Linked DNA regions of Mus musculus: all the other regions are linked to region 3. Evidence: chromatin loops called from intact Hi-C (ENCODE). Cell type or tissue: heart. All regions are shown on one strand. Each heading gives the region's core, and the rest is flanking DNA. Links, peaks and the distances in the headings are about the cores only.

Region 1 (6,251 bases), core at 564-5,563, 280 kb after region 3:
TCACACCATCAAGAGGACATACTCACAAGCAGCCACACAGCAAGACCTGCAGGGGGGCGTGCATCACTTTGACCTTCTGCTCAAAGAAAAGAAAAAAAAAAACAGAGAAAGCAGCCCATGAGGGACTCAGCTGCTGCAGAGCACACCCTGCACCTACCCCACCAGAAGACGCTAGAGGCTGGGACTGGCCTCCCTGAAGGGGAAAGGTGTTCTCCTGGCTCCCTGCAGACAAGGTCAGGAAGCCTGTTCTCATATCTGAAACAGAGGCCGATAAAGGCTGGCACAGGCTCTGCTTGAGTAAGATGGGGTGGTGGCTACTGGGAAGGGCAGGAGGGCCAATTTCGGCCAATTTCGGCGTGCGGTGGGAGGGTGGGGGAGTAACAGGGAGAGTGACCTACCTTCATCAGGTGTAGTCTCTCCAGCCTCTCCATGATGACAGGCAACAGGACTGCAAGAGACAAGCGGCTGAGAGGGAAGCCCACAGCTGCAGGCAGATCACAGCCAAGGGGGCTGCCGTCTCCCCAAGACTCTCCAGAAAATACTCGCCATTGGGAGAAAAACAGAGACTGCACAGGCACCGCTACACAGACTCTCCCCCAAGTCCCAGAGAAAGCACGCTTCCCAAAAGTGTGTTCACCAGCAGAAGGCAGACACACCCCCCCTGGACCCGAAGCATCCTTCTCAAAATGAAAGCTGCCTTGCAGGCTCACACAAACGCATTTGTATCTACTCTGCAATACAGCCCTGCAGGGACCCAGGGCAGTCCACTGCCTCTGCCATTGTCTCCCAGAGACCTCCCACTATTGCTCAGTATTATTAGCTAAATGAAGCTACCTTGCTCCCCCCAATCAGATGAACTGATAGAAACTGGAAGAACATGTGTGGGTCCCCTGTCCACTCTCACAAAAAGCCTGAGAAGGTAATGGTACCTCCCACTTGAAAGCTGAGGTGACCGAGGCCTCGACTAGGTATTCAAGGGTCCCTCCCACCCTGATATTTGAGGTGTTCCCCATCTTACTCATGCCAGGGGCTGCCATGGTGATCCGAGAGATAACCACTTGTGCGATGCCCACAGCCGCAGCTCTCTGGGGGCAGAGAAGAGCTGTCAGGGATCACTTTTCAAGTGTGCATGGGCTGCACTATATAGGTGAGGGGGGAACATGGCCAAGTCTGAGCAGGTAAAGGCATGGATGGACCCACCAGGAGCCAAGTGCCCTTACCCAACCCGCCTGCCTGAAATGACGTGGGAAGCCTGTCTGAAGAACTAAATGAGGATGGGGGGTGTCAGACCTGCAATGGCACCCAGGACAAGTGTGAGGCCATCGAGGAGGGATGGGGTCTGAGGAGGAAGTCTCTCCTCTGCTTACCTGAGAATGGCCAAGCTCATTTTGGTTCCTGTCCTTCACACAGATGCCCTGAATGAGTTCCCTAAACAACAGAAGTTTCTAGATGTTAGGAAGTAGGTGCAAGGAACCTGCCGGGCAGGTGATCCCATCAGGTCACCAGCTCCAAGGACTGATGCAGGAGGAAGCCCCTCCTGCAGCCTGGCCCTTTGGTCTCTCTTCTTCATCCCAGTAGATGGTATCTCAGAAGCCATCCTGAGCAGAGGCCAAGAAAGCCAGCCCCGGATCCTCACTGCCTCAGCGGGCAGACTCCCAAAGCTGTAGGCGTATGTGTGACCTTGAGAATGGTCTTTAACCCTTCTAAACCTCAGTGTTCCTCATGTGGAGAATAGGGATAATCCTGACACCTACTTCATGGAACCTAGTGAGGATTAAATGATCTACTGGCCAAGTTCCGAGATCAGTGCCTGACTTAGTACCTATTCCCCCAAGCAGTAGCTACTCTGTGTAGACAAGCTCTTGGCGTCCCTCAGTTGGAGACCAGGTAAACAGCCATACGCATTCATCTGCTTGGGGAGCTAGGCAGAGCAAGGAGTGGAGGAGAGTGGAGAGATGTGCATGCACAGCACTCCGTAAGCTCTTTCTCCAGGGGCTACCGTGGTGAGCCTCCACCTGCCAAAAAATGTGGCTGTAGTTACTGACAACAGTGGCAATGGCATCCAAGATACCCAGCCCTATGCCACCCGTGTTCTAGAAAAATACAAAAGGGAAAAGAAAACAGAAACTGGACTGAGGATGTAGCTCAGTAGTCATCCTTGGCTAGTGTGCATGGCGAGCCTCTAGGCCTAATACCCAGCATGTCAGAGAGAAAAAACAAAACAGGAAGAAGAAGCAGCAGCAGCAGCCACTGCCACTGCCTCTGGAAATGTACGACTATAACCCCAGCACTCCAGAGGCAGAGGCAGAGGCAGAGGCAGATCAGTGCAAGCTCTAGGCCAGCCAGGACTACACAGTGAGATACAGTCCGGAGGCTAGGAGCACACATCACTTTTGCAGAAGACCTATGTTCAGTTCCCAACACCCACATCAGTTTCACAACTGCCTGTAACTTCAGCTCCATGGAGATCCACTGAGTCCAGTCTCTGCGGGCACCTGCACTCACAGACACATACCTACACATACATACACATTATTAAAAATAAAACCTTTAGTCAGGCATGGTGGCGCATGCCTTTAATCCTAGAACTCAGAAGGCAGAGGCAAGTGGATCTCTGTAAACTCAAGGCCAGCTTGGTCTACATAGTAAACTCCCAAGTCAGCCAAGGATACAAAGTAAGTAAGTCTCTCTCTCTCTAAAAAAAAAAAAAAAGACTCTAAAAAGAAGACAAGAAACAAAACCTGCAAGATACAATGGGTTTCTGCATTACCTTTTGTGAAAAGCTCCAGGGCACACCTGCCCCGCCCCTGGCTTCTCGGAGCACGTGGATACTGTGCTAGCATTAGATGCTCAGTTCTGCAGCATTTCTGCCAGTAAGCTATTCTAAGAGTTTGGGAAGTTAGGCAGCATTTACAGCTCTGACTTTCATTCCCGTGGCCAGGATCTAAGCTAGGGGTATAGTTTTAGGGACAGAGCACTTACCTAGCATGCACAAGGCACTGAGTTCAATCCCCGACATGGACAAGAAAAAAGGACTGGTCCATAGGTCCATGACTAATCAACCCACTCAACCCAATACACTAAATTTAAATCGCCCACTATCTTAGGTCCATTATAGAGGAATGGTGGCCCTTGAGGTGGCCCACTGGTCTTCTCTGTACTGCCCAGCCCCAGGAAGCTACTGGCTCAGCGCATTGGCCTCCTTTCCGTCCCTGCTAACCCTGTGATGGAGAAAGAGAACAAGGCTCCCTGTACTCACTGCTGTCGCATCATTGGGATATTGACACAGTTAGCGGCAGCCACAGCGGCAAAAGGCACCCATCGGCCCACCAAGGGTGGGGCTCTCTGTTGAAGGCAGGGAACAACAGAAGTTATTCAAGCTCAAACAAGAGGCTTTGGAATATACAGGAAGAGAGGCAATCAAACACAGCCAGTGACATATGTCCAGACATCCACTCTGGAATCCTCAGACTCCTATGAGCTGGAGCAAGCTGTTTTCACTGGAACTCTGCTGCCCTCTGGTGGTCACTGTGCCCACAGCTCCCCATTCGTACGTACCTTTGTCCACATGTTCATGCCCACTGCAGTGGCCACCGCAGTAGTAGTAGCTGTGAAGTAGGAGAGGGCCATCTGCCTAGTGAGAGAGAAATTCGAGATGGATGAACACGTAGGTGTTGGGAGTGGTGTCACAGTGGCTCAGGCAGGGCCAGGGTCTCTTTAGCAAGAGACTCGAGTAATTGGGCTTCAGGACTCGTGTGACCTGTCTCACCCACATTCCCATCACTCAGTGCCAAGCACCCTCAGTCCTCTCTCAGAGCATTAAACACACAGCACTTTTTCTGCCTCAGAGCCAGTGTATATTGCTGCTCCCTGTTTAGAGAACCCTCCCGGCCTCCTACATATTTGAATCCTTATGCTGGCTAGTTTTATGTCAACTTAATACAAGCTAGAGTCATCTGAAGTGGGACCCTCAATTGAGAAATGCCTCCATAAGATCTGGCTCTAAGGCATTTTCTTAATTAGTGATTGATGGGGGACGGCCCAGCCCATTGTGGTTTCTTAATTAGTGATTGATGGGAGACAGCCCAGCCCATTGTGGGTGGTGCCATCCCTGCACTTGTGGTCCTAGGTTCTATAAGAAAGCAGTCTGAGCAAACCAGAGGGAGCAAGCCAGTAAGCAGCAGCCCTCCATGGCCTCTGCATCAGCTCTTGTCTACTGCCCTGCTTGAGTTCCTGCCCTCCCTGCTTTTGGTGATGAACTGTTCTATGGAACTGTGAGTGAAATAAACTCTTCCCTCCCCAAGTTGCTTTTCATGATGGTTTCACCACAGCAATAGTAACCCTAGCTAAGACAACACTGATCTTTCAGAGCCCAGTTGGATGCCATCTCTCCAGAAGGGATTTCCCAAGGGAACAGTCCAAACAGAGCCACTGCTGTCCTGTCCCACCATGCATCTCCATGACAACAAAACGGCAAGCAAGCATCACTACACACTCGTCCATGTGTTTGGTTTGGTTGGGTTATTGAGAGAGATCTCAACATGTAGGCTGGCCTTGAACTCACAGAGCTCTGCCTGCCAGCCCAGTTAGAAGATCTTTAAACAGAGCCTCTTCTTACTCATAAGGGAATCTCAAGCCTCTAGAACCTTGCCTGGCACATAATTAACACTCAGCAAAATTCTGGGACTAAAGAGATGGCTCAGTGGTTAAGAGAACCAGGTTCAATTCCCAGCTCCCATACCCAATGACTTATAACACCTGCAACTCCAACTGGAGGGTATCTAACACCTTGTGGCTTCTGCACACACATATGGCGATCAGTAACAAAAGACACACACAAACAAAAATAAACCTTGAGGAATGAGAGATGGCTCAGTGGTTAAGAGCACTGTTTTAGTTTTGGTTTTAAGACAGGGTCTCACTACATAGCCCAGGATGGACTGAAACTCACAGAGATCCCCTGCCTCTGTCTCCTGAGGGCTGAGATTAAAAGTGTGAGTCACCATGCCCAGCTTGTTTTTTTTTTTTTTTTAAATTACGTGTGTGTACATGTGAGCATGCATGCATGTAGAGGTCAGAGACCCCGGAGCTGGACTATTGGACCTAGGTGGTAGGATCCGGACTTAGGAGCCCTGGCAATGCAGAGCATGCTCTAACTACTGAGCCATCCATCTCTAGAGCTCACGAGCACTGGCTGCCCTTGCAGAGGAGCCAGGTTGTATTCCCAGCACCCACAGGGTGGCTCACATCCATCTATAACTCCAGTTCCAGGGGATCCAATACCCTCTTCTGATTTCTGTAGGCACAGGGCAAGCATGACGTGCACAAAGAATAACACAAAATAAATAAATCTAAAAAGTAAAAATAAATATATATTTTTTTAAAAAATAGAAAAGAAGCCGGGCGGTGGTGGCGCACACCTTTAATCCCAGCACTCAGTAGGCAGAGGGAGGCGGATTTCTGAGTTCAAAGCCAACCTGGTCTACAGAGTGAGTTCCAGGACAGCCAGGGCTACACAGAGAAACCCTGTCTCAAAAAAAAAAAAAAAAAAAAAAAAAAAAAAGAAAAAAAGAAAAGAATAAATCAGTCAAAAGAATGGATATTTCAAAATAGTCTGGGGAAAAGATACTCTCAGTTGGTCTTAATATTTCAAACACTGGGAAAGGGTAGTCTGGCCACCTGCCCAGAGTGGACCCCACTCAGAAAGAAGTTCACGAGTGAGCGGCAGGGCTGCTCAGAGAGTCAGAGGATAGCAGCTCGCCTACCTGACAGACGTGGGGGAAGCTGCATTCCTGTTGGTGTAGTTGACCAAGGCATTAAAGGACTGGTTCACCCACTGCCAGAAAATGACTGCAGGCATTGTCCTACAAGCAAGGGAGGAAGAGAGATAAAGAGGGGCTCTGGGGTGGCACCATAGCATCCGCAGCTCCCTAAGACATTCCCAGTCTTTTTATGCTCCTGGGCTTCTAGATGGGATCCCACCCCGGGATACATCCTCTTCCTTTCACAGAATCCTGCTTGGTTAAAATACTTTTTCCTTTTTTTAAAATTATTTATTATATGTATATGAGTACACTGTAGCTGTCTTCAATCGTACCAGAAGAAGGCAACCATTACAGATGGTTGTGAGCCACCACATGGTTGCTGGGAATTGAACTCAGGACCTCTGTAAGAGTAGTCATTGCTCTTAACCACTGAGCCATCTCTCCAGCCCAATACTTTTCTTCTTGGAATTTTTCTGATCCTTCTTC
Region 2 (6,251 bases), core at 554-5,553, 290 kb after region 3:
TTAAAGCCACGTGATCAGGTGGGACACAGCGATGGCTCCTCTCCTTAAAGCCACGTGATCAGGTGGGACAGAGCGATGGCTCCTCTCCTTACAATCCTGGTGCTACTGCTTTCTTGTTGCAGAACAAAGTATGGAAGTTAGGAGGGAAAAGGGCGGGGCATTTTGGCTCATGGTTCCTAAGAATGCATCCCACGGTGGCTGGGAAGGTCTGGTGGCAGGAGAGGGAGGTGGTAAAACAGGGGAAAGCTGGTGCCCATCTTGCTTCACTTTAGGACCTAAGCCCATGGTTGGTGCCAACCACATTTAAAGCGCTGTCTTTCCCACCCAGTCAAACCTCTCTGGAAACACCCCCACAAGCATGTTCAGAAGTGTGTCTCCTAAGTGATTTTGAATGCAGGCAAGCTGACATGAAGAGTAACCATCAAAAGGGTCATTTGTGGGTTTGTTTGTTTGCTTTTTAAAGCACCACCTTACTTAATTTAAATATTCACCTGTAAAGTTGGGAAATGTATTCATTTTTCCTCGATAGCTATCCTGAGGCCTAGCATGGAATATTTAGTGTCCTGGGGAAAGTCCAGCTTGCCAGCAGGCAGGTATTACAGCATGAAAGTACAGAGCCATAGGCTAGGCTATAACAGCATCAGTAGCTCTGAAGTCACTTAAGCTAAAATTTGAGGAGGGAGGAAGAGGGAGAGGGAGATGGGGAGGAGAAGGGGGGGAGGGAGAGGGAGGGGGGAGAGGGAGAGAGGGGAGAGGGGGGAGAGGGAGAGGGAGAGGGAGAGGGAGAGGGAGAGGGAGAGGGGAGAGGGAGAGGGAGAGGGAGAGGGAGAGGGAGAGGGAGAGGGAGAGGGAGAGGGAGAGGGAGAGCATGCTGAAGATAAGCCCCGATGAACTGCTATGTTTAAGAGATGAACAAAAATAGGTGGTCTGAAAAGACGGCAAAGAATGTAGGAGAGAGAGGCAGGCAGAAGCAACGGGAGGGGAAATGGAGAATAGAGGTCAACTTCTGCATTGTTGTAGTTATTAGGGTGGGAGAGACTTTGGGTTAGCACACTCCAGAAACTGAAGGGAAAAATCAACATGCCGAGCCCACAGCACTCATGCCTGACCTTAAAATGGCCTCAAATGGGATCTCTGGAGAAGACAGAAGCTGGACTGCAAGTGATCATTGACAGAACTCAGATTTCTCCCCTGCCTCCCTCCTCTCTCCCTGACCCCCATAGGATAGATCCAATACCAAAAGTGTTTCCCTCAATCCAACTGCATGCGTGGTGGAGGAAAAAGGTTCACTTCCTAGACACAACAGAAGCTAAAAGGAGTCTAACTGGCAAGTCACACATTTTCTTGGTTCGCAGAGCCACAGGCTGAGGACAGCTTGACTGAGCTCAACGGACCAAAGTGCCATGCTCCCAAAACACACACACGTGCACATGCCACCTATACATACGCACACATGTGCAATACACGTCTACAGAGCCAACCCTCTCTGGCATCTCCTCCCACCTTCAAGGTAATATTACAGAGGCCTCTGCCCTTCACGCAGAGGCCCCTCCGCCAGGATGTGGTGGTCACACGCTAAGTATGCAGGTGACGCTTGCTTTCTGGACTATTCATTTGCATGTCTGTTTTTTTATTTGGAGCAGGAGAGGCACACACGGTGGAGCACACGTGGAGGTCAGGGATCAGCTCGAGGGAAAATCAGTTCTCTTCCTTCTGCCCTGCGGGTCTCGGGAATTGGGCTGCGGTTATCACTTTTGCTTTCTTTTGTTATTTTTTAAATAAGCCATAAGGTTCCTCCCCAAATTTACACTTATGTATCTGAAACAACATCCCCCCACAAAGGACATGCATAGTTCCTGAGTCCTTCAGGGAAAACCCTGGTCCTCCTGTTCTGAGCCCTCACAGCCTCCTGCCTTTCCTCACAGCATCATGGGCTTCTGTCATTCACAGCAGACAGACAGTGAAGTTCATTAGCACCATCAGTGCTCTATCTCGCCTATGCCCTCTAAAAACTTACTTACTCTAAGATATATGTTACAATTTATCTTGGGTTCTCTTGATCTCAAGGATGGCACTTCTAAGTCAAACTCAGGACTTGCCTTGGTCACACAGTAAGAGCAGGTCTGTCTCCCTGAAGTTACACACTGTCAGTTCCACCAGTATCAAGCAGAGAGAAGGAGAACATCAACCCAACCCAGGCTGTAACAAGGTCACGAGGCTGTGCCTCCCGCTCACCTGGAGAGGTCCTCTGCTCACTATAATCTATTTTCCACCTTAAAAAAGAAAAAGAAGGGGCTGGAAAGATGGCTCAATCTGTAAAGTGCCACCACCGGGTAGAGATGTGCACCTGTAACCTCCATGCTGGGGTGGGAAGGTGGGGGCACAAGGAGAAGATTCCGGGAACCCACCGACCAGCCAGTCTAACTGAACGAGCTCGGAGTTCAGTGAGAGACCCTGACTCAGGACTAGATCTTCTAGCATCCGGAGCTCTGGTTGTAGGGAGAGGGATTGAAGAAGACACCCACGTGTATACACTCACACAAACACATTCATATACCAATACACACAACACCATACATTCGCTAGATAAACAAAAAAGTCCAGAAATGGAAGCCCATGTCAGAAACCCCCACATTTGGGAGGCAAAGACAGGAGGGTCAAGAATTCAGACCAGGACTAGAGAGACTGCATCTTAGCTAGTTATTATTATCTATTGCTATGAAAAGACACCATGCATGGTTTTCTGTCTTTGGTTTCTGAAGACAGGGTCTCTCTATGTAGCCCTGGTTGTTCTGGAACTCTCTCTCTATAGACCAGACTGGCCTCAAACTCCCAGAGATCTGCCTTCCTCTGCCTCTTTCTCACAAGCAATGGAATTAAAGGCAAGTGCCATCACCATCCAAGTGGAACACAGCATCTCTTAAAAGAAAGCACTTAATAGGATGCTTGCTTACAGTTTCCAAGTTTAGTTCATAACCACCAGGGTAGGAAGTGTGGCATCGGGCTAGCAGGCATGGTGCTAGATCAGCAGCTAAGAGCTTACATCCCAATCCACGGAGAGCTGGCAGAGAGAAAAGACTGAGCCTGGCATGGGTTTTGAAACCTCAAAGGCCACTCAAAGGCCACATCTCCTCCAACAAAGCCACACCTCCTAATCCTTCCTAAACAGTCTACCAGTGTAGAGAACTAAGCATTCAAATATATGAGTCTATGGGAGCCATTCTCTCTCTCTCTCTCTCTCTCAAGATTTATTTATTTATTTATTTATTATTTATTTATTTATTTTAAGTATATGAGTACACCATTGCTTTCTTCAGACACACCAGAAGAGGGCATTAGATCCCATTACAGATGGTTGTGAGCCACCATGTGGTTGCTGGGAATTGAACGCAGGACCTCGGGAAGAGCAGTCGGTGCTCTTAACCACTGAGCCATCTCTCCAGCCCATATGGGGGTCACTCTCATTCATACCACCACTCAGGGGTACAGCTCTTGCAGACCACCCCAAGACTTCAGTTCCCAGCATCCACGGGGTGGTTCCCACAATCATCCATGACTCCAATTCCAGGGGAATCTAACACCTTTTGACCTCTGTGACCACCAGACACTAGTGGAGTGCACATAGAGGCAGGCAAACATTTATATAAAAGTCAAAGGAGGCTGAGCAAACCCCACACACTCTTTTTAATCCCAGCACTTGGGAGACAGAGCCATGTGCATCTCTGGGAGTTCAAAGACAGCCAAAGCTACATATTGAGACTCTGTCTCAAACAAACCAAAACCAACCAACCCACCAAATAAATAAAGTAAAATGTTTCTTGTTTTAAAACAAGCTCAGACAAACCTGGGCGATACATTGAAACTATCTATCTGGGGGGGGGGGAGGGGGGGAGCCTGAAAGGTGAGTAGATGGACAAGGGCAATTGTCACCCAGCCTAACTTGTTCACTGGCTAGAACTTCATGGTGGAAGGAGGAAAGGGACTCCTGCAAGTAGTCCTCTGACCCCGCTCACTCGTGGGGTGTCAGTCCAAAAGACACTCAGGAGCTTGGGCACACAGAAGTGTCTGCTGGCCTCAGCCTCACTCACCTGTGACTCCTCCCAGCTTTTCTTACCCCACCCCTACCCTAAACTTCCTCAGCTCAGGAAAACCAGCTTCCCTTCCTCCAGCTTCTCAATCCTATAGAACACCACCCCTACCCCTCCCCCACCCCTCCCCCACCCCCCGCATGCGCCATTTCAGCCATGGGCTCTCTTGACCCCTCTTTGGTCTTCCTCCCAGGGCCTGGTTTATTCTGCTGGCCATGTTCAATGTGTTACTCTCTCTCCCTGCTCTGGACTCCCCCAGATGCTTCTAAGTGTACTTCCGGTCATATCTACAGTAAAATCTTCTCCTCAACCATAACCTGGAGTGGTCGTATCTTCACTCTATACACAAGGTACTGGATCACCACACACACACACTTTTTTTTTAACTCGAGATCAATTATGAGAGACAGAGCACAAGAGAGAGAGAAGAGAACAAATGAAGCAGACTAAGAGTGATCTTCCCTAGAGAAAGCTCATCTCCTCCAGCAAGTGGGACCAAAGCTCAGAACAGACCCATAGTCACAGTTCTGAGGTAAGAGTACTTGCCCCCATAGAATATTTGCCCTGTGGGCACTTGGCCAGGGGAGGTCCAGGCAGCTCAAAACTCTGCAAGAGCAGACCAAAGACCACTGAAATAGCAGACTACCGTCAGGTTGCCTAGAACAAGCAGGAGAATGACGGTAATAATTAAACCAGCAGGCCCAGGCTCCTGCTTACAGACACACTCATCGGGACTCCAAGGTAACAGTGAAAACAGATACCGTGCTACCTGAGGGAACCCTGAATGTGCCTTTTCCCACAAAAGGGCCCCAGTGTGAAGAGCAGTAGATTAGTAGATAAACGGAAGGGGAGGGGTCTCTAATCTAACAACTCACCTAGTGCCTCTTTTATTCTTCCTTTTCCTTTTTTTGAGACAGGGTTTCTCCATGTAGCCCTGGCTGTCCTAGTAGACCAGGCTGGCCTCGAACTCAGAGATCCAGCTGCCTCTGCCTCCCAAGGGCTGGGATCAAAGGCGTGCGCCACCACCTTCTGTCTGATCACCTTGAACTTCTTTAGTCAAGATTCAGAATTGACTTTTCCCTCCAAGGATCCGATACAAGTAGGCAGGTAGCAGATGTTTCTGACTGTGGGGCTGGAGCCATGGCTCAGCACTTTAAAGAGCAATCGCTGCTCTGCAAGAATCCCTGGGTTCAGTTTTCAGCACCCACCTGGTGACTGACAGCCACCCATAACTCCAGCTCCCGGGTACCAAAGACACATGTGATGATGCACTTACATACATGCAGACAAAACATTCATATACGTAAAGCAAATAGTTTTAAAGGTTTTATAGAAAGTTCTTTACTTGGTTGTAAAAAAGACCTGAAAGCTTCGCACTATGTACCCAGTGCCCAGAAGTACCCAGGAAGGAGGCAGTCCTGTGCAAATTTAGGGCCAGTATGGTCTACATAGTTTTGTTCCAGGCCAGCCAGAGTTCCATAGTAAGACTCTCAAAACAACAACGACAACAAACCTGAAAACCCATACTGGAAAAATCTGCCTTTGTTTAAGTAATGGCAACTAGGTTGGTGAAAGAGGTAACGCCTGAACCCCAGATTAAACTATTGATAATAATAATAATATGTCACCCTTTCTTTGCGACAGGAATTGCTCTCTATGTACGTGACATACATGGACCTGTAAGATAGATAACAGGTAAACACACATCAACAGACTTCCAGAGATACCACTTCTACCTAAACTATGAGCTGTTGGAAGAGTTCTCTGCTTATTAACAGGTATAAACAGCTCTGAGGTGTGGGGTGTAGTGTATGTAGGTCGGTGGCAGAGTGCTTGCCTACCCTGTACAAACCCCTGCATTCTGAGTTCAGTCCCCGGGGGCAAACAGCACTCCTACCTGGGCCACAGTGTTTACAAGCAACACTATAAAATAGTTTACAAGTAAAAAAAAAAAATAGTTTACAAGTTAGTTCAAGTCCGGACTCTTATCATCTACAATAACCGATTTCTAGGGTTGTAAGGAAATTAAACCTCATATAAAAAAAAACATTCCACTAGGAAGAATGCAATTTCCACGAAGGCAGGTTGTCGGGAACCAACATGCCACAAAGGTCCTGTGGTCGGCCCTGGGCGTGAGAGGAGCGGGAGGTAGCGCTTGCAGTC
Region 3 (6,251 bases), core at 684-5,683:
AAACAGAGCAGCAGGGTCATCTGCCTGAGGAGGGCAGAGAGTCACAGGTCACAGTGTGTGTGTGTGTGTGGTGTGTGTGTGTGTGTGGTGTGTGTGTGTGTGTGTGTGTGTGTGTGTGTGTGTGTGTGTGGTGTGTGTGTGTGTATGTGTGTGTATGTGTGTGTGTGTGTGTTGGGGACTTGTGGGTGGGAAGGAGAAGTACTCCCAAACTAGGGTAAGTATGGGCTTTTCTCATTTGCCAGGACAAGTTCATGCACTCCCAAGATTCTGTCCAAATTGATTCTTTGGGAAAGGAAAGCAGTCTAGACTCCAGTGCAAACTCCACATCTTATAACATGCTGAAGACGAGTAAGACTCTGGGCAAACCTGGGGCAGAGCTGCAAGGCCCAGACCTGTGAGGTGGGATGAGAAGTGGGACAGGCAGCCACCATACAGACTTTCCCTATGCCCGGTCACCATGGATCCTGGCCCAGAGTTCCTTTCTAGACCTCTGTCGTTTATGTTTTCTGGACAGCTCCATCTTAGGCAGCAGCCTTGGCATTTTCAGGCTGGCAGGAAGCTGGGAACAGCGCTGTGGAAACAGTGTGCAGCCCGGTGGCCAGGCTTCCCCAGGGTCTAGGCAGGCAATGGATCAATGATTGGGTTAGGAGAAAGGAAGCATGCAGAGTTACCTGGAGAGCCCGCAGCTAACACCTCTGTCCTGCTGACAACAAAGGTGCGAGACAGGGACAAAGGAACTGGAAAATGGAGAAAAACAGGGTGAGACCACATTGAAAGGCAGAGACAGATCTTCCCATCCAGGGGACTGCAGTGGACGCTGTCTCACTAACGTGAGCATCCCACCCCACAAGTAGCAAAGCCCACTGCTGTTACATAAAAGGAAGGGACACAAATGACTTCCCCAGAACAGTATGCCACTGGGAAGAATCTTGTCCTTGTGCTCTTTTCTGGAAAGTTCTTAAACCTCCAACACCCAGTTGAGGTCCACAGCTCCAAAACAGGCTGTTCTCAATGTCTGAGTCACAATTAGCCAAGCCTCAGCTGGTAGGGGCTCTAAGAATAGGCCCACGCTGCACTGCGGCGCTCACTCACCATGCGGCCTCACAAGCCCCTGATTACCCAACTCACTGGTATTATTGGTTTCATAATTTTGGCTTGATACTTTGAGTTGCTTGAGATGATTGCAGATTTCAGAGCAGAGGCAACTGTACAGACTGCCTGAGAATGGCAGACAAAGGTTAGGCTCAGCACTGCTCACTCTGATGGGAGACTAGCCCCATCACAGGGAAGACCCCAAGAGCAGGCCAGGAGGGACAGGGCATGCCTTCCCACATGTCCCAAGGACTGAGGGCTTTATTTTACTGCTTTGTGTCAGGACAAGGTCTCAACCTAGAGCCCTGGCTGGCCTGGAACTTGTTCTGTAGGCCACTCTGGCCTCAGTCTCACTGCAGACCTCCATCTCTGTTTCCCCAGTAGACAGCTGACTCTCCATTTACATGTGAACATGTGCGCCGGCCATAGCACATACGTGGGGAACAGAGGGCAACACGTGGGAGTCGTTCTCAAGTCACCAGGCTTGGTGGCAAGCACCTTTACCTGCGATTTCCTCTTGAGCAGACACAGGCAGGCCTTAATGTCCTGTACTGATCGGACATCTCAGTGAACACACAGACCCCCAGACCCAGGTCAGCCTTTGAAATGAATGATGGGGGCCTCCTGGTGAATGGTCAGCTCTTTGCTGCCTTTTGTTGTTATTTTTTTCAGTTGGTTTGAAAGGTCTCTTATGGTCTAGGGTTAACCTCAAACTTACTACTTAGCTCAGGCTAGCCTCATGGTCCTCCCACCTCCTTCACAAGGGCTGGAACTAGTGTGGCCACCATTCCCAGCCTTTTGCTATCCTGTTCTTCGTGGATTTTCCCTACACTACTGTTCACTGTGAGCGAGGCTAGTGTTCAGGTTTAAATAACCAGTCATCAGCAAAAGTGTGTTGCTCTCATCAGTTTACAGAGATGCCTTAAAAATAGGGGTCTGTTAACCTACGCTAACTCGAGACACATAGTCCCAGAACAGTCACAATGATAATACCTTCCTGTGACATAATGTTTCTTCCTGTTGTTCTGTTTTCACACTTTTGAGACAAGGTCTGTGTAGACTACGCTGACTCTGAACTTGTAGCCATTCACCCACCTTTCCCTTGTATTTTAAGGTCACAGCACACTGTCTGCACAGCACCTCATTGTGTCCTCCTGGATATTATGGGACACCAAGGGCTTTTCCTCAGTGTCACCACACAGTGGGAAGGAAGATCACTTTCAAGTTCATAACAAAGACCTTCTAGGAGGGACCACGCAGGCTCATGTGCACACTCAGGGACAATGTCCCTTAGGACAGCAAAGCCTGCACGAGAGAGCAAGGAATCTTGACAGCTTACTGGCTTTTTAACGCTTACATCCTTATGCCAGTCACACTGCTGCGTGGGACAGCAGGGGAAGACAGATGTCACAAAGACAAACTTGCCTGAAGGGTTGCCATTGCTGTTACATTTTTTTTTTTTTTCAGTTTGACAACCTTCCTTTAAAAAGGACTGTGGTTAGCTTTGGCCGTTGTAAATGTTTCCTTGTACAGAATGTCCTTTTGTATTCTGGCCACCAGGTGGCACCACAGCACCTCCGTTTACCTGCCTAATCTACTCCTGGCCAGGGCAGGCAAGCAATAGCAAAGTTGGGTGCTGACACCCCTGCAGGCCCCTCAGACTCTCAGAGAACTTGCTCAATCCCCGTGGTGGCATAACCACGCACCACAAGCAGCCAGCTCTCTAGACAAACAGTAGCAGCAAACTCCCTCAGCCTCTGGGAGATGTAACGGAAAATCCCCAGAAGAGCTACTCTGTGTGATAGACTTAGAATGACTTGGAATGGAGACCAGGGAACACTTCCCAAAACAGGCGGGGCAGGGGGGGGGTGGCCGGGGGGGAGGGGATGTAACAGACACAAGGCTTCTGGAAGTGCTAAGCTTCTAAAAAGTTCTAAAGCTAACTAGCAACTCAGCAGACCCCAGCGCACACACCCACAGAAGACACGCAGCTTCCGCAGGTGCCTCTAACAGGAAATAGCCTTCGGATGGTTAATCTAAGGGTTAGCATCCCTTGAGTTTACAGTCGCCATGGCAACACACCTCTGGTATGTCTCTTGAGAGTACTTCCAGGGAGGTAAATGGGAAAGACACACTCCTGAGAGTGTGGGGACACAGTCCACAGACCGGGGCTCTGGACTGATTTAAAATGAGGGCGGGCGCTGAGCAGCAGCACTCCTCCCTTCTTCCGTAGCCTCAGGTGGCCTTAGTGCATTGCTCAACCATCAGATGAGGGAACTGCAAGCACATAGTAGGGATGGGAAGGAAGCACACCCACGCAGAGCCCAGATGACCATGGCAGCACAACCCGGGCAGAGGAAAACAGAGTCAGCCCACTACATCCTGTGTCCTACAACGTTCGAGAAGTGAGGGGGGACCTCTGGGGGACAGCGATTCAGAGGAGGATGCTTACTCTCTCCTCTCTCTATCACTAAGGCCTTAATAGTCTGCCTCTCCTAGTGTGTACAGCTGTGTTCGCTGGGTGTGGAGACCTATGAAGGCGTATACCCGGGATGGGTACAGCTTCTGTCTCTATGATGCGCATCAACGAGAACCGATTCATGCTGGGCTCAGGGGAGACTGAGGGAGAAGGGCTGCGTCTTCCTGAAACAGATGCCGGGGCTACTCACCTGGAGAGGCTGTGAGGGCCATCACACCATAGTAGGAGAAAGCGCTGGCTTCAAACTTCATGCCTTCTTTCCCAGCTTCCACCTCCACCTTCCCCTGTGGGAAGAAAAGGTGTGACTTCAGCTTCAACGACACAGAAAGCTAGTCCTCCCTGGGCTTGGCCACACTCCTCTCCAATGATCCCAAGAAAGACAAGCTCTGGAAAATAAAGGGGCGGGCATATTCATCTAAACTAGAGAACTGTGTTAGGCTGGACCTCTGGAAATAACGATAAAGGGATCAGTATCTGTGGGCCCACTTAACATTTTCCCCACAGCCCCAGCTCTTCAAGGGCCCTCGGTAATGAAAAGCAGCGGTAAGCCAAATGCTGAGGATGCTCTCAGGGAAGCCTGCCTCAGTGAAGCAGAGGCAGGAGTATCAGAGACCTATGACCAGCCGGACTCTATGAGGCCTTCAAAGGAGGGGGGGGGGCTGGCGTTATGGCTCAGTGGGTAAGAGCACTGACTGCTCTTCCAAAGGTCCTGAGTTCAAATCCCAACAACCACATGGTGGCTTACAACCATCTGTAATGGGATCTGATGCCCTCACAGTGTGCTCACATACATAAAATAAATAAATTAAAAAAAAAAGAGGACGGGAGAGAGAGGAGAAAGGGGGGAAGAGAAGGCAGGCCCGCAGGCTAACACCACACCACACTTTAAATTCACTAATGCCCAGACTAGGAGGCAGACACAGGTGATCCCCCTTCCAAGTCGGGAAAGAGGAACCGGGAAAAGCAGACGATCCAAGAGCAGCCCTCAGCACCTGCCACCCCATGAACATGAACTATCCCATCACCTCCCTAGGGTGCATTCTAGTCTGGATTAGTGAAGACCCTTCTTTTGCACACCCCCTCCGCCTCTCTTTAGGCACGGGAAATCCTAGCCAGACCCTATGAACCATCTTCGACTGTGTGTGGTGCTGCAGCTCTAACCCTGCCCCTCATGTCCTCCAGGCAAGCGCTCTGCCACTCAGCTGCACCCCAGCACCTAAACCCAGAATTTTAAAGCAACCTGCAAAGGAGCAAGAGTTAGAGCATCGCAGCCATGCAGCCATACCCTACCCAGAGGAGCCGCAAGCAGAGAGGAGCCACAAGCAGAGAGGAGCTGTATTCCAATGTGAGGGAGGCAACCACCCGAACATGCCATGAAGAACAGACAGTATGGCCAGGCATGGAAGCACATGCCTGCAGGCCTAGCGCTCACAAAGCAGGGGTAGGAAGATTGCTACAAGCCCAAGGCCAGTCTGGTCTTGTTTCCTGTGCCTAAAGAGAGGCAGAGGGGGTGTGCAAAAAGAAGGGTCTTCAGTAATCCAGACTAGAGTGTACCCTAGGGAGGTGACATAACATAACAAAGTTCCAGGCCAACCTGGGCTGCAGAGTGACATCCTATCTAAAAACTGTTCTCAAAGCTGGAGGCCGAGACGAAGGCTCAGTTGATAAATGCCTGCCAACCAAGCACGAGGACCCAAGTTTGGGTCTCCATCACCATGTGAGAGACATGTGCCCACCACATCTGAAACCCTTGTGCTTGGCAGGGATGGATACAGGTGGCTCTTCAGAGCTCACTGGCCAGTCATTTGGCCAGCTGATCACTCAAAAGATATGGCGGAAGGCAATAATAGAAAATACCACTGGCTGTCACAGGTACCAGCATGCATGTGCCTACACTCGCGCACACACAGACAAGCACAAGGAAACAAAGATTGGAAGAGTTTCCGAGAGACCCATTTACTTCCTGTTCTGGCACGAGGACACTCTTTCTGGAGAAGTTTATGGATAGACAGGATCTGGCTGACCCACTGGTATGAAGGAAGGTCTAACCCAGGTTGACAGCAGACAGGCTTCCAGGTCTGCACAGACAGGGGACAGAGGGCACAGGGCTCCTGGGACATGGGCAGCTTTTGCAGAGGACATGGGTTCAGGAAGATAGCACAGACCAGGCTAGTGTGGCTGTGCTGAGAAAAGGCCCAGGGGAGGAAGGGACACAGTTAGGGAAACTCTCAGGGAGGGTAAGGAGGGAGACGGAGGAAGCCATTCCCACAGGAGTGTGCGCTTGAGGGACTAAGCGATGGGCATCTTGGGGGAAACCAGAAGGCTGAGAAATGAGGACAACTTCCAGCCAGGACCAGGTCTTCCGCAAAGGGTCCAGCGGCAGCGGAGAAGGAAGAAGATTCGCACCAACCTGAGCTGGGGCTGGAGATGCAGAGGTGACGGGAAGGGTGGTCCCAGAAAGAAGGGAGAGACAAAGACCAGCCTGACGCCTGTGACTGACAGAATGAGGAAAGCCAGGAACCAGAAAGGGGCTGACAGAAAAGTCTTACCAAAGAAACCAGGTGAGGGAGGATGCCCTGGCACAGGCACAGTTGGCAATGACAGCCACCACATGGATGTGACGGGAGCACAAGGACTCTGACAGGGAGCTGCTGGGCCAACAGGAGCACCTCTATGCAGA
Region 4 (6,251 bases), core at 433-5,432, 270 kb after region 3:
CAGCTTACGGTTTTGACTAAGAAAACAAAGAACCTAAACAAAGTCAAAAACTGAAGGGCTTCATCCCTGGGGAGGAATACAAGAAAAGATCAGAAAACGAACTCGATCATTCACAGATTATCTCCCAGATAACATATCCCCACTCCCAGCCCCCGCCCCATTAAGATACAGCAACTGAGCCGGGCAGTGGTGGTGCACGCCTTTAATCCCAGCACTCAGGAGGCAGAGGCAGGGGGATTTCTGAGTTCGAGGCCAGCCTGGTCTACAAAGTGAGTTTTGGGTCAGCCAGGGCTACACAGAGAAACCCTGACTTAAAAAAAAAAAAAAAAAGATACAGCAACAGATAAGCTGCCAAATCATTGTAGTATATACATAAAGGGGACTATTATTCGGTCACAATGTGGGTGAACCTTGAAAACATGACGGAACGTGAAAGACGCCCCACATACTACAGCATTCCATTACACAGGGATGTGCAGAACAGGTAAACCCACAGAGACACAATGCAGGCTAGTGGGTGTCGCCAAGGGCCAGGGCTGGGGGTGGGGGAGGGGTGGAAACAGGCAGTAACTGGTTAATATGGATCATTCTTGGGGATGATTCAACTGTTTTGGAAGTAGATAGCCGTGGTGGTTGCACAACCATGGAGCGCCACAGTGATTCACTTTAGAACTGTTGGTTTTGTTCTGTGACTTTCAGCTCACTTGAAAAAAAAAAAATCTTATCAAATCACAGAGCTCGGCAGAGGATCAAGAGTTCAAGCCCTGCCTGACCTACATTGCAAGATCCTGTCTCAAACAAAACAAAACTCAATTATTTTGGGGTTTTGGGTGTTTTTCTTGTTTTGTTTCTTGAAGAGGATATTCGGGAGAAAAATAAGATACGTATGTGAAAGGGCTGCCCTTGAGCTCTAAGGGGAAAGGTAAGAATTCTGCTAACAATTTCTGCTCTTCAGCGTGATGTGACGTGCTAAGCTGCACAGGCTGTCCCTGTGCCTGTGGAAAACAGACAATGATGGGAAGAAAGGGGAGAAACCAAAGGAAACGATAGAAGCTTTGCCAGATTTAACAGGGGAGGGGTGATTCCCCCTACAGCACCCCACCCAATCTGGCACCAAGAGTAACGCTTCAATTAGGGTTTCGAAACGCCAGCCCAAGCTAGAATCAGCATAAGCAGGCATCTCGGCCCTGGACTCAGGAAGAGCAAGCCACCCAGCAAGAAAAGCTAGGGTGCTCCACTTGCTGCCGATATTGGCATCGGAACCACCCTCTGCTCAAAAGCCCTGAGCTGGCTCGCTCGGATCAGCACTAGTGACTTCTTCCCAGGACAGCTAGCCTAACAGCACGGTTTTCTCACACTCAAATGTGCCCCTCCTCCTGAGGGGTTACTACTTCATCCCTACTATCTCCCAAGAACCTTACCTCCAGCAACAGCCCACCAACGTACTATGCCTTACAGCATTAAAAATAAGAGTCAGGATGCCCTCAGAACTTTTCCTTTGTCCAGCCTGAAATAAATACCATGCTGAGCCCTCCTCCCTCTGGGGCCAGTGCAGTAACCTGGGATCCCAGCACACACTGGTGTGCACACAGTCTCTGGCTCCGGACTCTACTGCGGAGCAGAAATAGGGCCCACGGGCGCCAGTGTGCGGCGATCTCCGCGAAGAGTCCTCCAGAGCACCTACCATAACTACCCTCTCAAAGGACCCTCAAGTCGCCTGGCACCATTGCCTCTGCCACCTTCTTGACATCCAACTCGTCACAGGTGTCCCTCAGCTAAACATCAACACCCCCACCCTTCACCTGGTCCACCTTAGCCATGGGCTTCCCTCCCGAAAACACTCAACTCCTTGCAAACAAACCTCTTTGAGACCCCCCTCCAACCAGGCCTCGACCGCCCCAGACCCCCAAGCTAGCCCAGAAGCCCTCCCCTTACCTGCGGGGGCTCAGCCCTCACTGACAGGGGGCTGGGCAGCGCCTGGAGGAGCAGGAGCGCCATGCCACCCAGGAGCCTTCTCCTCTCCATCCCCCTCCTGCTCCTGCTCCTCCGCCACGGCGCCGCCACCCCTCCTCCTCCCTCTCTTCTTCCCTCTGCTTCCTCCTTCCCTTCTTTTCCTGTTTCGCTCTGCCCTCCCGCTTCCGGCTCGGCTCCACCCCGCCCCAGGCAAAGGGCCCGCCCAGATGCAGGGGAGGGTCTCCAGCTCCCGCGCCTCATTGGCTCCTACTTTCTGTCCATTGGTCAAAAGAACTGTGAGTCAAATACCAGTCCCAGCCACCCTCGTGCTAGGTGATTTGGCCAATGAAAAGTGGGAGGAAGCTGGGCCATCTTGAATGCTGCGAGGTGCAGAAAAGTGCAGAGCGCCCCGCCCCGCAGAGAGTGGCGGAAGTAACAGGAGCTAGGGACACGACCACCCGGATGCATTGAAAAGGTTTACAGTATTTCAGTCATTTTGAGTGTGGCGGAAATGTTATGTTCCCACAGTTAAGTGGAGGTAAAAGAAAGAAAGAAAAAAAAAAGTGGTGAGGTATAATGATTCTAAAGCGTGCTTCCAACTGCAGTCTATAAGCCTTTGGTGCTTTTTGTATTAAAATAAGTAGAGGTAAAAGAAAGAAAGAAAAAAAAGTAGTGAGATATAATGATTCTAAAGCGTGCTTCCAACTGCAGTCTATAAGCCTTTGGTGCTTTTTGTATTAAATTACAGGAAGCCCTATTATCAGGATCCTTTTTCCAAGCTCACTACCCAAGCAGCAGCTTTGAGTCATTTGAGTCCCCTATTAAATAGCACCTCTCTTAGCGATAGTGCTCTGCTACCCCCAAGTTTCAAGGACAAAACTCTTCAGACCCTACTCAGAAATAGCTCTGAGACCCACCAATCATTGCTTCATCCATGTTATCTTCCGGCTAAATGAAAATGGCTTCCCTTTGCCCCTCCACACACCGCAAGGACAATACTAGTCCACACAAACCCACACATCACCATGTAGCTGCTTCAATTTGAGAATTCTTGTCCAACAGGGCAGGAGGATGTATCACTCTGTGGTAAATGGCTTGCATGGGCAAGGCCCTGAGTTCAGACCCTGGTATGGGCCATAAGGAACAGAGAAAGGGAAGAGATAGAGGGAGGAAGAGAGGGAAAAAGAAAGAAAAAATTACACTTCAATTAGTTACAGGATGTACTTGGCTAGTTTTTGATGTAGGGTCTCTTCCTGTTGTCCATACAAGCCAGAAACTAGGTAACTCAGGCTGTCCTCAAAGTTGTGTTAGTAGTTCCCATGCAAAGCCCTCCTGCTCATTATAACTGCTGTTCAACACCTTACAGGCCAACTCAACTAAATGGATAAGGGTTTGGCAGCGGGTGGGGGTGTGGCTGCTGCCGAACCGACCTTGGCTTTCTAGGAGGGACAGTGAAAGTGTTCTGGATTACAGTAGTGACAACTGTAGCACTTTGTGACTGGACTGAACGTTACTAAACCATACAATTTAAAGGGCTGGATTTGGCTAGGTGTGGAGGTGCATAGCTGTAATCTCAGCACTCACGACTGCATAGCCTGAGCTTCATCGAAAGGAAAATACCAATTTCATGCTGTCTGAGTTCCATTTTACTGTCTAAGTGGGTGTGGGGTTAAATCACAGCTGGGATCTCGGCACTCGAAGTCCTTTGGTACAACTGTGTGGTGTCAGATGAATGCTGGCAGCGTTATATCCTCGGGCTCCATCTCAGACCTACAGAACCGGAAGCTGGGATGAGCCTTTCCACCTGTTTTCACAACATCTTCGGATGACCATAGTGCACATTTTCCCCCTTTGAGGCAGGGCTGGAATATACTATGTAGAGCAGGGTAGACTCAGACTCATGAAGATCCAGCTGCCTCTGCTTCCAAAGTGCTGGGATTGATGGCATGTCCCATAGGCCTAGTATCTATTTCTAAAAGTCACAGTTGCGGGATAGGGGAGGCGTGTTAAAAGTCTACGGGACACATGCACAGCTTCTATCACATATTCTAGGTTTTCTTTTAATAGCCCATTAAGAAACGTAAAAATAAATTTTTGTTCCTAAGTGCACAAAAAAGAAAAAAACCAAACAAACAAACCCAGAGAGCAGGCAGATTTGACTATGTATGGCTCGCCAATTCCAGCCCTAAGACAATGTATAATCTACGCCGGGAGACCTGTGGAGCACCGACAAGGGTCGGTGGGTTCTTCTCCATTATTAAGGAAATCAGACAGGTTCCCTTACAGTTGTGACATCCTCTGGCATGCCAAGGCCAAAGTCAGACCATAGAACCTGCTTTCCATCAGGGGTTAGTAGCTTAGTTTGCAGACAGTGTTTCATGTTCTTTCAAATAGTTTATTCAATTCATAATGGTGCGTTTGAACAGAATCAGCAAATCTTGCCAGACAAAACTCATTACACACTGACCCCAGGTAAGCCAGTCCCCCAGGGAACTAAAGTGGCCCTTTGTGCCCTCCTTAGGCTTGTTGGCCCTGGTGGACTTCCTGTCTGAGGTGTCCAAGTGAGGCTCCACATCCCACCAGCACTCAGCAATCTTTGGTATGTGACCTAACAGGCAGAGGGAAGGAAGGCAGCAGGAAATCATCCCACTCACAGTGAGGGACTTGACTTGTAAAACAGAGAAGGCAATGAGAGAAGAGACCTCTCAGCTAAAGGTCCCAGAAGTGGATTTGGACATGATATTAAGACAGAATAGTCATTTTTCCAAGGCGCAGAGCTTGATGCCCCACATAACCTCCGTAAAATGGTGGTTTGCCCTACACTTTCATTTTCCTTGTCTTTTCAAGACAGGGTTTCTCTGTGTAGTCCTGGCTGGCCAGGAACTCACTCTGTAGACCAGGCTGGCCTCGATCTCAGAGATCCGCCTGCCTCTGCCCAGAGGGTACAGGATTAAAGGTGCTGCCCTGCATCTCTCCTACATGTTTTTAAGGCTGTAGTCCTGGTGAATTCCCACTCAGAGGTGTCCCAGCCCTCTTTGGTATGAGACCTAATGGGCCAAGGAAAGGAACTATTTGTCCATGGGTTTTGTTTTTGTTTTGTGTTTGTGTTTGTTTTTGTCTTTTTTAGTACAAATAACTCCAAGGACTTGAAAAACTCAAATCTAGAAGCATTCCCAATGGGATAGCCCAGTCAGGGCATCATGGGGAAGAGTAGAGATGAGTCCCCAAGAAGATTCACATAGCTCCTTTATCTCTCCCTGGATAAGGAGCTGGAAAGAGGGCTCAGCAGGTAAGAGCTGCCGCTGCTCTTCAAAAGGACCAGGGTTTGACCGCAGGCTGGCTCACAGTAGTAACTCCAGTTTCAGATGATCTGACATGCTCTCTGACCTCTGTGGGCACGGCATGCAGAGACATGCATGGGAGCAAAACACCCACCCATAAAAATGTTTTAAAAAATGATAAAAAGCTTTTTTTTTTAAGAATCGCAAGGGTAAATGTTTCTCTTGCTTAGGAAGGAGGAAGCAAGCCGGGCGTGGTGGCGCACACCTTTAATCCCAGCACTCGGGAGGCAGAGGCAGGTGGATTTCTGAGTTCGGGGCCAGTCTGGTCTACAGAGTGAGTTCCAGGACAGCCAGGGCTATCCCCCCCCCCCCAAAAAAGGAGGAAGCAGGAGAAGAGGAAGAGATTAGTGTATCCTCTGTCCTGACTGGACAAGGATCACTCGATTTCTAAATATCCTAAACTGTGTGAGCACCTCCCATACACCAGCAACCTCTGCTGAGAAGACCTCTGCTTCTGGTCCCAAGGGTCAGGGGGCAAGGACAAAGCAGGCAAAATACCTTGTTCTTGTTCCCTCCCTCTATTTTTTGAGTAAGTCTCTAGCTCAGGCTATCCTGGAATTCCCCATGTAGCTAAGGTTACCTTTGAACTTTTTGGGTTTGGTGTTGTTGTTGTTGTTGATTTGTTTTGGTGGTTTTTTGTTTTTTGTTTTTTGGTTTTTTTTTTTGAGAAAAGATTTCTCTGTGTAGCCCTGGCTATCCTGGAATTAGCTCTGTAGACCAGCTGGCCTCACACTCAGAAATCAGCCTGCCTCTGCCTCCTGAATCTAAAGATGTGTGCCACCACTATCTGTCAACTTTTGAACTTCTAATCCTCCTGCCACCACCTCTTAAGTACAGGGATCACAAGCATATAAAATTATGCCTGAATCGTACGGCACAAAGAATTGAATCAGCTTTGTGAATGCCAGGCAAACGCTCCCAACCAAGCTACATCCCCAACCACCTTGATCCCCTTTT
Region 5 (6,251 bases), core at 738-5,737, 110 kb after region 3:
AAAAATGTACTTCCAGTCTTTGAGATGTCAGCATGGATGTTTAAGGAAAAAGAAGAAGAAAACAAACAAACAAAAAAAAAAAAAGAGGAGGACTGCACTGAGTTTTTTTAAGGCTACTTAAATATTTTCCAAATGTCTGTGATCAGATGTAAGCGAGCCGGTCTGTACTTTCTTTCACCTACAATGAATGAATGAAGTAGATGGCCCCTAGAGGGTCAAATTTCAAACACTGGAATTACAAAGCCTGTTTTTTGATGGTGTGAAAAAGTAATGGCAGTTTTGGGCTTTTAAACCTAGAAGTGCTCACGAGTTCAATCCGTCCCCAAGTCCATGCCATCCTTTCAAATTTGCAATTAAGAAAGGGAGAAAATCCGGTCAACTCTCCTTGGGGGGTTGGTCTCAGGGGTAGAGGGTTCAAGGAGGGAGGAGGACGGAGACAGAAAGAGCAAGCCAATTTAAAAAAAAAAAAAAAAAAAAAGCAAAATTGCCCACCTTTCTTAAATTCTTCCAGCATAGCGTCCAACTTGGTGTCGTTGAAAACGAAGTGCAAAGGGTGATTGTAAAACTTGGTGATGGTTTTCAAGGGAGTACAGTCATCCGGATCCACGAAGGCCAAGTCTTTGACAAAGAGCAGGTCCACGATGTTGGAACGTTCTCCCTCGAACACCGGGATTCGAGTGTAGCCACTCTCCATGATCTCCGACATGGTGTTGAAGTCCAGGATAGCCTCGCCGGTTATCATGAAGCAGTCCCTGAGGGGAGTCATCACGTCCTCCACCGTCTTGGTGCGGAGCTCCAGCGCCCCTTGGATGATGTTCAGCTCTTCCTTAACGAGGTCGTTATAGGGGTCAGTAACCCGGAGCATCTCCAGCAGTTTTTCCCGGTTATAGACCGTGCCTATCTCCTGGCCCAGGACGCAGTCCAGCAGTTTGCTAACCGGATAAGAAGCGGGGAATGTCATCATCATGAAAAACTTGGTGAGGAAGATGGTGTTGGCCCCTACCGCCAGGCCGTGTCGGGAGCAGATGGCTTGGGGCACGATTTCTCCGAAGATGACGATGCCAATGGTGGAGACCACCACCGCCACAAGGCCTGAGCCCGCAATGTCGTCCAGCAGGATGGTGAGCGTGGTGTTGACCAGTACGTTGCCCAGCAGCAGCGAGCACAGCAGGTAGTTGCCCTGCCTGCGCACCGGCTCGATGCGCTTGGCATAATTCTTCTCTTTCTCCGTGCCGCAGTTTTGCACGATGCGCAGCTCCATCGGGTCCAGAGCCATGAGCCCCAGGTTGAGGCCGCTGAACATGCCCGACAGGCACAGCAGCAGCGAGATGAAGATCACTTGCAGCCAGAAGGGCAGCAAGAACTTCTTCTCCTCGCCCACTATCATCTTGGTGTCCTCACCGTCGTGGTAAATCCAGGTGGTCTCGGCCCACGGAGGAGGCGGGAGTCCGGCCACCCCCGCGCCACCCTTGCCCCCGACGGTGCCACTCGCAGACCCGGAGCCGCCGGCGCCTAGTGCGGGCGTGGAGAGAGACGTGCACAGGTAATAAGACTTGCTCTTCTCCATCTTGCGCAGCGGTTTAATCTCGATCTCGATGATGCCCGATGTGCGGCGATTGAGAATGATGTGGGGCAAGATGATGATGTCTGAGGTGCGGATGCCGCAGCGCTGGGGGCCGCTGTCCGGCTCCGGAGGCGCGGGGCCCCCCAGCCCACGCTCGCTGGGTGTGTGCCGGCGCCGCTCGTGCTCAGTGAAGGCGATGCGGGACCACGTCTCGTTGTTGATGTTCTGCCCGTACACCCGCAGCTTGACCCGGGTCCGCTCGCTCACCCGCAGAGCACCCCCTTCCATGAACGACACGTCGTTCGTATCCTCCAGCCGCAGCCCGATGATCACGGTCTCCTCGTTCTCGCCGGCCGCTGTGCAGCCGCCCGCTCCCCAGCAGCAGCTCAGCAGTAGCAGCGGCAGCAGCCGGCCCGCAGCTGCTTGCAGGACCCCCCGGCCGCGGGCACTGAGGCTGCGGCGCGCCGCCATCTTCCAAGTGGGCAGTGCGGCGGCTGCCTGCCCGCCCGCCATCTTTACTTCGGGTTCACAAGCGCCACAGCCAATCATAGGGTGGCTGCTCCAGCTGAGGCTTCATCCTTCCCACCCGGCGGCGCGAGCGCAGGCACCGGCGCCCGAGCAGGACTGCAACCGCGCGTTCGCGCCCAGCCCTTAGCTGTCCTTCTCTCTGAATGACACTGATTCGGACTGAGCCAGCTGAGGAACCCCCGGGCTCGAGGGAGGAGGGAGCGGAGGGAGGGGCGTGCTAGCCTCTCCCGCGAGAGGCAGGTCTGCCAGCCAATCAAGAGCGGGTGCCCGCCTTCCCAGCCAGGGGGCTGGAATGGGGGCGTGGTCGCAGTCGGCGTGCCGCACCAATGGCACGGGAGGTGGGCGGGGAGATGAGGGCCACTGTCCTCCTCTGCATGCCAAGTTTCCAACTGAAAGGCGCGTGACTCTTGTGTATGCGCGGGGAGGAGGCGTGGCCATCCCGGATGCAAGAGCCAGTCAAAGATGAGCGCTGTAGGGATGGGGGCGTGGTCTTCCTCCAGGCGGCCAATGAAAGGGAGCGGTCCGCGGGTGCGGCGCTCCCTGTGGGGTCTCTGTAGTAGATCCTCGCGCGCGGCTTGGCAGCCCTGCAATACTGCCCTGAGGCGCGAGGCCTCGGGTCCTTGCTGCAGGGACTTGCGGGCTCCACGGGGCTCCGTGTCGCCGCAGAATGGGCTGAGCCCTCCTTCCCTGGGAGCACCAGAGCCGGACTGGAGACAGCTTACGATGCACATAGCCTAAAACCAAATCGGGATACTAGTCAAGCCCCCCAGCCCACTACCCCTGCATGCGGTTCCTCTGGAGATTCGCGGTGACAGGGTGGCCCTAGCAACGCCGAGGACCTGCGGTCTCCGTGACTCTGTGAGCCCTCAGCTGCTCACGATCATGTGGCGCCACCTGCCGGCCCTCACGGACGACCTTTGCTGTTTTCTAGCTCTCAACAAACCTCTCAAAGTGTGGTCAGCTTCCCAAACTTTGTCATCACAGGGATTCTCCTGTAGTCCTGCTATAATCACAGAATGAGATGGACCCTATTTTTGGTTTTGTTTTGTTTTGTTTTGTTTTGTTTTTTAACGTGCACCCAGGCAATTTGGGGAAATAGGAAGGGGAGAGCAACCTGAGAAGGCCCATGAAAGCTTATTATGAAATGCACAGGTCAAACGCTGTTAGCTCCGGAGAAGATTCATTGTGGAGCACAGCTCACCAGGACTCTCAAGTCCATTGCATCAGACTAGATGCGGTAGCACAGTAGCTCCCAAACTGAACTTTCTGCCTCCCAACTGAAGCGCGTTTTAAAATGTTTTTCCTGATCTTACTTTGTATTCCATAAACACAATACTCTTCCTTTTTTGTGAACACCCACAGTGTTTTTTATAATTTCCAGGACGAGTGATTTCTGGGCTCATTTCAGCGGTATCCTCGCAATTCTCTCTTTTTTTTTTTTTTTTTTTTTTGTTGTTTTGTTTTGTTTTGTTGTTGTTTACAGGGTTTCTCTGTATAGCCCTGGCTGTCCTGGAGCTCACTTTGTAGACCAGGCTGACCTTGAACTCAGAAATCCGCCTGCCTCTGCCTCCCGAGTGCTGGGATTAAAGGCGTGCGCCACCACGCCCGGCCGCAATTCTGTCTTCTTTTATGCTTGTCCTCAACCATTCCCCTGACCTTCCAACTAATGACTTGTCAACCCAGGGCCCATTGCTCCCATATTTGAGCCCTCCCCTAACTCCTCATCTCCTGACAAAAGCCAGAGTGCTCTCATCGCCTACAAGGTTCTGCAAGCTCTGCCCCAACCAGGCTCTGTCATTTTCTCAGTCACTGCCAGGGGATCTTCCTGGCGTCTTCGCATGTGCCATGTCCTGTGGATGGGACTCAACTTCTTTCAGATGCCAACATAGCCCTGTTTAAAGGCTTTGCTCAAAGCCACCAGACTCCATCTCTCCCTTATTTTTCTTCAAAGCAAAGATCATTTACTAATACCATGTGTAAATTACTCATTTGGTTGATAATCTGTCCTCTCTAGAATTTTTGTACACTGTTATATCAGTTCACCCTAGAACACACCTATAGATATTCAAAACATGATATAAAAAGTGTTAAAGAAATAAAGAAGCTTTTACTTTGATTATTTTAAGTAAATGGTCAACTCTAGTCCTAGCCCTCTGGTGTCTGGGGGATTTTTCCCCTACTTCCTATTCTCATACTGCTATATTGGAAAAATCACTTTAGATGAAGAAAATGGGATTCTTAGGTCTCTTATGAGCTTACAAGAGTAGTATTTACAGTTTATAAGTTGAGGTCTTTAGATGTCTGACAAAGGTTCAGGACAGACACAGGGCTTCTAAGCCAGCTAACTGAAAATGTGAGGACAAAGTGTGTTCCAGGCTAAGAGGGAAGACAGTTAGTGGTTCTCGAATATTGAATGCACCATTTGGAGTGGGAGTGCAGAGACAGGAAGAAGTACTTGCCAGCCCTACAGACATTTCCTGTGCAGAGAAAGCAGCGGTCAGGAAAGTGCAGTCTGAGCAATCCTGAAGCGGGCTAGAGGTTCAAGACTTAAGCAAAACAGAAGAGTACCTCCCAGGCGACACCACAAACTGAGCCGGGCTTAGATTCACACGGGGCATTGCTGAGCCATCTTTCTCCTCGGTGGTGGATATGAGCTGCTACTCTGCGTGAATACTCAACACACACAAAGCTGTCTAGACACCTGAGCCAATCCATTTTTCCTTCCATTAGAGTTATCCCCTCAGTCTCAGAGGCTCTCTAAGGTTAGAGAGAAGCTGCTGGTGCGGTTTGCAGTGAGTGGTTTCTGGGGCTCCGCAACCTATCCTTCTGGGGATAGAAGGCGATGGGGCTTGTAGGAAGCCTCTCCTGAAATGCTGGGGAGGGGAGGGGGCTAACACCACAAAACCTCAACTTCGACCATATTTTAATCCATGAAAGGCCACAGAGGGTCTGAGATTTTTAAGAGGTAGCCAGCGGTGTCTCACCCTCGCTTCGTTTTCTCCTTGCCCGACCTTGAATGAGTCACTCAAGCTAAGCTAAACCTCCTGCAAATACCCTCCTTAACTAAACTTCCCCTCCCAGAATCCCTCACTAGAAAACAAGAGAGAAGAATGACAGCTCAATTCTCTTCCGTCCAGAAGGGAAACCTCCCAGTCTGCGGGTTCAGGAATGAGCTCTGCAGCCAGACCCAAATGTCTCTCCAAGGGGCATGCACTGGATTTTCTAAAAGATGGCAAAAAAATTACAAGTGTTTCTCTATACATTTTGTTAACCTAAGGTCTGGTTAATAGAGAAGGTTTTTGTTCTGAAATTTGCTGGGTTGTAGGAAAGCATTCGAAGTTAATGCTCTAAATGGGATTTGGGGTTAGGGGATGGAACCCCAAGGCCTTGGACATATGCTCTGCTGCTGGGGTCCACTCCCACCAAGAGTGACATCTGAATGCCACTAGAGCACACAGTCTTCTGAGGAAAACCAGAAACTAGGGACACGCTGGAATTACACAGACTTGCCCTTGAATCCACTCTGATGGCCCGGAGGGATTTTTTCAGAAGCACGTGTTTAAGTGCTAGAACCCTTTTAGGCAAAATGAGAATTTTTTTTCACCGCAGTTCATAAAAATACTCAGTTAGAGGAAAGCCTGAGGCTTGCTTGTTTTCTCAGGAGGCCTTGTGAGCTTTTGTTGGGTCTTTCCCCACTCCCCTCCTTTTTCTAGATATTCTCTGGACATGGCTACTGAGAAGAAAAGGGGAAATGTGGCTTTTTCACAGCTGGGAGAAAAGGTTTCTTGTTGGAGGTTGGTCTGGTGCTGCTGTGTATTCAGTGCTAAATACTGACCCCCCAAGACCTGATAAACCCCCAATGAGCAGATCCTCACGTATGCCAATGATGCTATGTAAACCTTACCCCACAGTTTAAAGCTATTGGTTAAATAAAAAGAGCCATAGTGTAGTGGCTATTCCTGGTTGTCAACTTGACAATATTTGGAATGAACTACAATCCGGAATTGGAAGGCTCACCAGTGACTCTTATCTGGAGGCTTGGAGATCCTTATCTGGATCTTGGTTTGGAGATCTTGAGCCATCGTGGATATGGATTCCAGAAGATTGAATCTCCGAGTTTAAGGAACACACCTTTAATCTGGGCTACACCTTTTTATCT

The links. Peaks named below come from ENCODE experiments on the same cell type or tissue, not always from the same donor. Only the 100,000 strongest peaks of a DNase experiment are listed, where the experiment ranks them.
Region 1: it touches region 3 in a loop (2.6-fold over the local background); 13 of 42 quality-filtered maps call a loop at or near these places.
Region 2: it touches region 3 in a loop (4-fold over the local background); 8 of 42 quality-filtered maps call a loop at or near these places.
Region 4: a loop joins it to region 3, with 3.0 times the contacts of the local background. A loop is called at or near these places in 12 of 42 quality-filtered maps.
Region 5: it touches region 3 in a loop (8-fold over the local background); 41 of 42 quality-filtered maps call a loop at or near these places.

What each region holds. Positions count from the first base shown.
Region 1 is chr19:46,585,318-46,591,568 of GRCm38, reverse strand. It overlaps Sfxn2 (sideroflexin 2), which reads right to left. Exons shown (of 12, transcript NM_053196.3): 4 at 5,766-5,864; 5 at 3,559-3,634; 6 at 3,260-3,345; 7 at 1,368-1,428; 8 at 1,019-1,085; 9 at 399-448; 10 at 27-76. Among named protein-coding and RNA genes, the nearest start is that of Wbp1l, 11 kb to the left of the region's middle. In heart, for the core only: a CTCF peak has its summit at 3,528 (motif pointing left); a DNase peak (open chromatin) is centred at 3,518.
Region 2 is chr19:46,573,862-46,580,112 of GRCm38, reverse strand. All of the region lies in intron 1 of Sfxn2 (sideroflexin 2), which reads right to left. Among named protein-coding and RNA genes, the nearest start is that of Sfxn2, 3.6 kb to the right of the region's middle. In heart, for the core only: no CTCF peak of the experiment used is centred there; no DNase peak of the experiment used is centred there; H3K27ac peaks cover 830 bases.
Region 3 is chr19:46,866,142-46,872,392 of GRCm38, reverse strand. It overlaps Cnnm2 (cyclin M2), which reads right to left. Exons shown (of 8, transcript NM_033569.3): 5 at 3,762-3,855; 6 at 672-737. Among named protein-coding and RNA genes, the nearest start is that of Nt5c2, 93 kb to the left of the region's middle. In heart, for the core only: a CTCF peak has its summit at 2,632 (motif pointing right); a DNase peak (open chromatin) is centred at 2,712; H3K27ac peaks cover 312 bases.
Region 4 is chr19:46,594,978-46,601,228 of GRCm38, reverse strand. Sfxn2 (sideroflexin 2) reads right to left here. Exons shown (of 12, transcript NM_053196.3): 12 at 4,328-6,251. It overlaps Wbp1l (WW domain binding protein 1 like), which reads right to left and starts at 2,123. Exons shown (of 5, transcript NM_001177812.1): 1 at 1,936-2,123. The coding sequence starts at 2,025. In heart, for the core only: no CTCF peak of the experiment used is centred there; DNase peaks (open chromatin) are centred at 600, 1,178 and 2,318; H3K4me3 peaks cover 2,105 bases; H3K27ac peaks cover 2,167 bases.
Region 5 is chr19:46,757,635-46,763,885 of GRCm38, reverse strand. Cnnm2 (cyclin M2) reads right to left here and starts at 2,277. Exons shown (of 8, transcript NM_033569.3): 1 at 493-2,277. The coding sequence starts at 2,113. In heart, for the core only: a CTCF peak has its summit at 2,981 (motif pointing left); DNase peaks (open chromatin) are centred at 945 and 2,385; H3K4me3 peaks cover 2,521 bases; H3K27ac peaks cover 1,664 bases; H3K27me3 peaks cover 496 bases.